2 separate regions of the Homo sapiens genome follow, and region 1 is linked to region 2. A link is an interaction called in ENCODE POLR2A ChIA-PET data of the cell type or tissue named here. Cell type or tissue: A673. All regions are shown on one strand.

Evidence for each region. ChIA-PET counts read pairs that join two places held together with the same protein. Peaks named below come from ENCODE experiments on the same cell type or tissue, not always from the same donor. Only the 100,000 strongest peaks of a DNase experiment are listed, where the experiment ranks them.
Region 1: POLR2A ChIA-PET joins it to region 2 with 5 read pairs; 2 of 35 experiments call an interaction of 5 or more read pairs at or near these places.

The regions. Positions count from the first base shown.
Region 1 is chr9:12,724,529-12,728,528 of GRCh38, forward strand. The region is part of intron 3 of LURAP1L-AS1 (LURAP1L antisense RNA 1); the gene reads right to left. Among named protein-coding and RNA genes, the nearest start is that of TYRP1, 33 kb to the left of the region's middle. In A673, no CTCF peak of the experiment used is centred here; no DNase peak of the experiment used is centred here.
Region 2 is chr9:13,062,798-13,066,797 of GRCh38, forward strand. No RefSeq gene overlaps it. Among named protein-coding and RNA genes, the nearest start is that of SNORD137, 92 kb to the left of the region's middle. In A673, no CTCF peak of the experiment used is centred here; a DNase peak (open chromatin) is centred at 2,064; H3K27me3 peaks cover 234 bases.

The DNA.
Region 1 (4,000 bases), 340 kb before region 2:
TTAAACTATGTTGTGAAGGATTGGACATTATGCAATTTATAATACATTTAAAGTATCCAGCACAAAGAAGAAACTGAGAATCTGGTGACAATAATAACTATTAGAGACAGTAGGAGGGGTCAAGAAATGGGAATTTCATCTGGTCTTAAAGTTTAAATATTTTAAGCTGCTTTTTTTTTTACTTCAATAGACTACTTGGGTTTGGATCTGTTTCCCCCACGTTTTGATGTATGTCACCTAAGCCTCATTTTTCTCAGCTATAAAATAAACCTCTAGCAATCCATATTAGGTAGCCATAGATGAAACAAGAAACCTGCGTGTGTGTGTGGTGTGTATGTGTGTGTGCGTGTGTGTGTGTGTGTATTTAAATAAAAACATGACTACGTAGAAAAGTATCCCTTTTTAATATTCCTTAGTATTCACCTTGTCCAGTTGGTTGCTGGCTAGTCTAGCTAGCAGACTGCTTACCACTTCTATGGTTGGAACACAAAAGCATAGGGAATTGAATATCTGAACAAATAAATATCTCCCCCAATAAGTAATTAATTCCTAAAATTCCACAGTTAAAGATTCATTCTTTTGATTTAAAACCTTTGACACCTGGTAAACACATGCTTAGGCAGGTGACTCTTGAAGTCTTATTTGCATCTAAGTATGAGTGATCTTACTAGAATCCGTCCCCTTAAACAGATTTTGAAAAGAGGAGGGTGGAGGAAGTATAAAACCTCCAAAAACCTTGAGGGGGATGGATAGGGGTTTGGGGGTACACTAAGTCCATCTTTTTTTTTTTTTTTTGAGATGGAGTCTCGCTCTGTCACCCAGGCTGGAGTGCAGTGGCGCGATCTCGGCTCACTGCAAGCTCCGCCTCCCGGGTTCACGCCGTTCTCCTGCCTCAGCCTCCCCAGTAGCTGGGACTACAGGCGCCCACCACCATGCCCGGCTAATTTGTTGTATTTTTAGTAGAGACGGGGTTTCACCGTGGTCTCGATCTCTTGATCTCGTGACCCGCCCGCCTTGGCCTCCCAAAGTGCTGGGATTACAGGCGTGAGCCACCGCGCCCGGCCTCCATCATTTTATATATACCTCTCAATCATGCTGAAGTTCATTTCTAAGTACATTTATTCTAATGTTATAGATAAAATGGAGCTCAGAGAGGCCAAGTAACATCAAGTAGCAGAGATTTTATTCAGAGGGAAATATGTATGCCCAAATTATATAAAGTCATGCACCACATAAGAACGTTTTGGTCAATGACAGATGGCATATACCATGATGGCCCCACATGATTATAATAGAACTGAAAAATTCCTATGGCCTAGTGACATCATAGACCTCTTAAGGTCTTAGTACAACACATTATTCACGTGTTTGTGGTGATACTTGTGTAAACAAATCTACTGTGCTGCCAGCCATATAAAAATATAGCACATATAATTATATACAGTATATAATACTTGACGATAATAAACAACTATGTTATTGGTTTATGTATTGATTATACTATACTTTTTGTCATTATTTTGGAAGGTACTCCTACTTATATAAAAAAAAGGTTAACAGCAAAACAGCCTCAGAAGAAGGCAGTGTTATCATAGGAGGTGACTAACAGCTCCATATGTGTTATTGCCCTAAAGAACTTCCAGTGGGACAAGATATGGAGGTAGAAGGCAGTGATATTGATGATCCTGACCCTGTGTGCCTAGGCTAATGTGTGTGTTTGTGTCTTAGGTTTTAACACAAAAGCTTAAAAGTAAAAAAAAAAAAAAACTTAAATATTTTAAAAATAGTAAAAGTTTTATAGAATAAGGATAAAAGGAAAAAAGATGTTTGTGCTTTTATAAAAATATTTGTGTCTTAAGATAAATATTATTACAAAAGTCTAAATAATTTTTAAAAATTGAAAAATTAATTAATTAAAGTTATAGTTAGCTAAGGTTAATTTACTATTGAGAAATAAATTTTTTTTAAATTTCGTGTAGCCTAAGCATACAATATTTAGAAAGTCTACAGTAGCATACAGTAATATACTAAGACTTCACATTCACTTCACATTCACCAGTCACTCACTCAGAGCAACTTTTAGTCCTGTAAGGCTTCATTCATGCTAAGTGCCTTTACAGGTGTACTGTTTTACAAATATTTTATACTGTATTTTTACTGTGCGTTTTCTATGTTTAAATACACAGCTGCCTACAGTATTCAGTAGAGTAACGTGCAATACAGGTCTGTAGCGTAGGAGCACTTGGCTTTATCATATAGCTTAGGTGTATAGTAGACTAGACCCTCTAGATTTGTGTAAGTACAGTCTATGATATTCACTTGATGACAAAATTGCCTAAAGATGCATTTCTCAGAACATATTCTCATCATTAAATGATACATAATGTAGTTCCAAAGTTCATACTATGAGACCAAGGTAATACTGACTTTATCAGCACAGTTCTGTGTTAGATACTCTGCCACTCCCATTTCACATTTCCACAAGGCTGACAGGTTATGGATAATTAAAGGAAAGAAATTGTTTAACTAGGAAATCCTTGTTAAAATGGCAACCCTGGGCTCATACCTGTAATCCAAGCACTTTACAAGGCCGAGGTGGGAGGATCACTTGAGCCCAGCAGTTGACGGCCAGCCTGGGCAACATAGTGAGACCCCATTTCAAAAAAAAAAATGGCAACCCCAACTTTACAGCTCTTATGCATACATCTAGATTTCTCCACCTTATCATTCCACACATATAAATACGTTTAATATATGTAAGAAACGTGAATGTGTTTTAAATTCTAGCCTATCTTTTGGTAGTTATGAGTGTTCATAGAACATACCACAAGTAGTAGTTACTTTCTGAAATTTTCTTCCAACAAAAGTTATTTCACTTGTTATCCCAGCTGTTTTCTTTCCTCACTAACAGCAACTAAAATTTTAGGTAATGTTGTGGAGAAAGCTAAAATGATACTATAGTTTCTTTCTTTACAAAATTAAATATGGAAATTGAAAACGACCTCTGTTAATAGTTTCCAAAATTTCACTGTCCCAGCTTGACATAACTACTAGCATTTTTCAAAAGCGATGGCTCTATCATGAGGTTTTCAGCATTTTTGTCACTGTCTTGACAGATGGTAAAGTGCATTTCTACTAGCAAAAAGGACAGAAGAAAAGACATCAAAATTTTTAGTAAGCAAATAATGTTTCTTAGTGCAATGCCAGGCCAGATCTCATAAATCATCTTTAAAAATCAGCCACTTTGCTGAAATTCTACAATGACGCAGGACCTGTTCAGTCATCATGATCCCTAACACTCTTTTCTTATTTGTCTACAAATATGGTTTTCTAAATTGCTTTCTTTAGTCAACTAATCAAATAGACTATCAAACCCCTTTCTTAAGTAAAGAATTTATAGAATGTGGCAAGGGTTTTATTTATTTGTTTATTGCTTCAATTCGTTCAACAAATAATATATTACAAGCTTACTGGGCATAAGGTACTAGGAGTTTACAAATATATGTAAGGCGTGGGTCTTGGTCCCTAAAAATGTATTATATAGGAAACTTGAATATAAAAAACAACTCATGTTTAATAAACAAGTCCCCAAATAACCTTGTTGTGTTGAGCCCCACCAAGTCATATTAAGAGTCAAATGTCTACAGGGACCAGTAGGTAATAGAAATGAATGAAATGCATCGGGAAACACCCTTTTAAAAGGGCAGCTACCACTCAACCTAAGCTAATTGTTATTATCCAAACATTTGTATGGGAGAAAAAATATATCTTCCTTCTACCCATCTTAGTTTCATTGCCTGGCACTCCTGTAACAAAACAAAACAAAAAGAAAAAAAAACAGATATACAAGATAAAAGGATAATTTACTTAATATAAGTTTTACATGACACAGGAGGCTTCACAAGAAAACAAAGACCTGAGGAAATTATTAAGCCTGTGTGTTTTTATTCTAGATTTGATGAAGAGTGGACAGTAGTGGAGAGATATGGTAGGGTGAACG
Region 2 (4,000 bases):
TACTGCTGCTCATGTCTTTCCCACCGCCATGCCTTCACTTCTATTACTGTCCACTTTTCTCATCTTCATCCATCTACAGTAATACTGTCCAACAGAGTTTTCGGCAAAGATGGAAATGTTCTGTGTTTTCCAACATGTCAACCATTAGCCACATGTGACTAGTGAGCACTAGAAATGGGGCTAGGTGGCTGAGAACCTGAATTCTCATTTCATTTAATTTTCACTGATTTAAATTTAAATAGCCACATGTGGCTAGTGGCTAATATATTGGACAGTGCAGCTCTAGATGATATCATCATTAGATGACTAGTTCAAAACCCACTCTTTACAGGATAGGGCTCATTAAAATCACCTCAAGAACTTTAAAAAAAGAGAGAAGCCCCCAGTTTCATTTGCAGATTTTCTAATGGAATTGGTCTGCCGTGAGACCTGGCAATGAATATTTGTAAAAGGTTTCCCAAATGATTCTAACGTGTAGCCAGAGTTGATAACGATTGTTCCAGAAAACATGTCAGGCTTCCCATTTCTCAATACTTGCTTGATACTTCTGAACCTCTGCACAATAGTCTGAATCATTGTATCTAGCATGTCCTTTTACTACTAGCTTCAGTTTTCTTCATCAAATTGTAAACATCTTTTCTTGTTTTGTTCACCGACATGACATGTCCTGAATAAGTTTTTAGTGGCTGAACTTCTTTCACTTATTGTACATATTCTTGAGTTGAAAACTATTCATGTCTTTGGATTTGATAAATCCTAAATGAGGTTAGGCTTGTGTGGTTTTCTATTCTGTCTTTAAAACATCACTATTGGTTGTAATTAGTCTATTAATGAAAGATGTCTATGCTAGGCTGTAAGTTCCAGGAGAGCAAGCGCCATCCCTGTTCACAATTGTATCCCTAGTACCTAATCTGACACATAGAGGAATTGAATGACTTATTGTCTAACAAATACTTTAATGAAAGAAGTACTTGAATAGATGCACTTAAGGTAACACCCGTGTATTGCCTTGTTGATGAAAAGTGAGCACACTTTCAAAAGATCAAAATACAGACCATCTGCATCTTGAGGTCGTATGCATGTTTGTGCATGTGCATGATATGTGTGTGTGCATGCATGAGTGTCTGTGTGTGTGCATGGATGTTTTGTGTGTATGTTTGAGATACATGATTATTATGAGCATCCTTAAGAGGATCCAAAACTTGCTGAGTATTCCAAAGGATCTCTCAGCACCTCTTGGTTCTGCACAGCTGGTAGCTCTGCTCTCCCTAGCTATAGTCCTGGGAAATATGGTATTAATACTGAGTGAACAGATGGTGTAGGGTGTGTTACTTAAGACAGTTTTGCCAGGAGGTAAATTTATGCTTTATAAATGTACTTCAAAACTATGCTATTTGATTTAATCACTTAATGCAAAGACAGCTGCATACTATATTTGCCTTAACTGCAGTTATATGGGTTATCTGCCAATCTGTTAATTATAGTATTTTGAAAGACTTCAGGAAAAAAACAGTAATTATACAGATTGGGGGTGGAGGGGAGGAACATTTCTGAAGCCTAAATTCAGACATTCATTCCCAGCTAACACAAACTTATTGAAGACTTAGAAAACCTGTTAAGAAAGTGGGAGTAGATATGATGGTTTTCCTTTGAAAGGGACTTACGTGTGTGTTCTCACTTTGCGTCAGTTATCCTGGATAGTAACTGCCAGAGAGATGGGAGTTGAGTGATATTTCAACAGGACAGAACTCCAATCTACTCACACTAAGGCCTTTCAGCAACTGCTCAAGCCCTTAAAATTAAAAGAAATGAAAGGAGGAGGTTCAAACATGCCCTTGACTTTTTTCTACTTTCCCATAACCTGCTTGTTCCCTGAGTCCTCTGTACTTAAATTTTCTCTGCAAAGCTGTTGCAGCAATGATTAAGCATGTTTAATTAATACACTATCAGAGAAAGGGAATATTTTAAGCTTAGTCTGACAGCTTCCTTTACTTGCTAAGGACTAAATGTCACAAACTTGTAGGAAAAGTCTGGCCCATTTCCCCTATCCCCTGGGAATTCATGTTAAATGAATTTCATTGTCATTTTGAGAACAAGATTTCCTGTCTGTGGGCAGTCCCAGGATTAAAGTGTTGAATGGGATCCAGGTGGTAAATCAAAGAATTCTGGAAAGAACGTTAAAGACTATTTGGTCAAAGTCTCTCATTTGACAGGTGAAGAAACTGAGGATGCAAATCCTTAAATGATTTGCCTTCTGAAACCAGTTAAGGAAACAGAGTGACTTTCACAAGGCACCCTTTTCCATCAGTATAGGCATTTTTCACATGCATCCCACTGCCGACTATGAAGAGATAGAAAATAAACGGAGGGATCAAAGAGTTTATTTTCTTGTGCTAGTTCAATACATGACTGAGTGGAGCTACATCTAGGCAAAATGAGAAGACAGTCATAATAGTAATAGCTCTTCTCATTGATTTCCCATGGCCTCCACATTCCACAGCAGCCAGGGCCATCCACTTTGAGAACAGTGCCCATGGGGTGGAGCATCGCAGCCTGAGAGGTCATCAGCTGCCTACTATGTGCTAGCCAATGTATTGTGTACTTTCCCAACATCATCTCAATTACAATATCTAGAAACCTACAATTCAAACATTATTTCATGCATTTCAGAGAGGAAAACTAGCTTTCAGAGTGTCGATGATTTTACACAAAAAAAGGAAGAGAAAGGAATCAAAGACTCTCACTACAGAAAATCACCAAACAGCAAAGGTAGACAACAGGACAGGAAGAAAGGAAAAAAAGATCTCCCTACGGTAACCAGAAAGCAAAAAATTACAGCAGATGCAGAGGTTGAGTAATTTGCTTCAAGCCACACAGGTAATTTCTAATGGAGTTCCATATTTAGACTTGGACTTACAGATTCAGAAGGTGTTGCCTTCCCAAGAAAATATTTTTTTCTTAATATCTTTTTTCCAAAACTGGCTAAAAATACTTCTTCCAATCCTCTGAGGTCCTATTACTGAGCCTGTTCAGTACCATCTTGCAGCCTGTTACTCCTAGGTTATCCTCTGCACAGCAGTCCATCTGATGGATATCTCATCTTCATGGATAGGCTCTATGGAATGTTCAACAAACCTCAACTGATAACCTGATATGTGCTTAAACCAGGTCATCAAAGCAGCCACATAGGTCCCAACTCTTTCTCTGCAGGAAGCACCCATTTTGAGAATATCCTGGTCATGTTGATATGAAGCTGCTTATCTGACCAGAAGAGTCATTAATTTCTTCTTGTGTTAGGCAGAAAGAGAGAATAATGCCAAAGTTGCCAAATGGAGGAAGAATTGGAGGGTCAGGTTTGGCTTTTGGTACCTCTCAAATCGTACTTAAGTGACTGCCCTACTTAACTATGGAGGAGTGTGAAGGGACTTACAAGTGGTCCCTAGGATTTCCATTTCCTTAAGGACATTTAGATCAAAATTAGGACAATGGTCATCACTTTGAGCCTTTGGATCTCTGCTTTGGGCCTTTTTTATAGAACAGAGGCAGATGTTTTATTAAATTTCTTAAATGCGTGCCTATGTGTGATTTCAATTTTCATGTTTTGTGGCAGCATTTTTGATCAATATTCCTTGGCTGCTATCTATTTTCTCTGTTCCTTTTCTGACTTTTTAAATATCTCTAATTAAATATATATAATATATATATAAACCTTATATATAATATATAATAAACTTTAGTTAACTAGTAGAGGATAAACCTGCTTCTGCTTCACTCAAAGATAACTTTATATATATGTATATATGGTTTATATATTACATAATTTGCATCAGTTATCCTGGGTAATAACTGCCGGAGAGATGGGAGTATATATATATGTGTGTGTATAGATAGGTAGATAGATAGATAGATAGATAGATAGATAGATAGATAGATAATCTTTGAGTGAAGCAGGTTTATCCTCTACTAGTTAATTAAATAAAGTTCATGCATTGGAGACAAG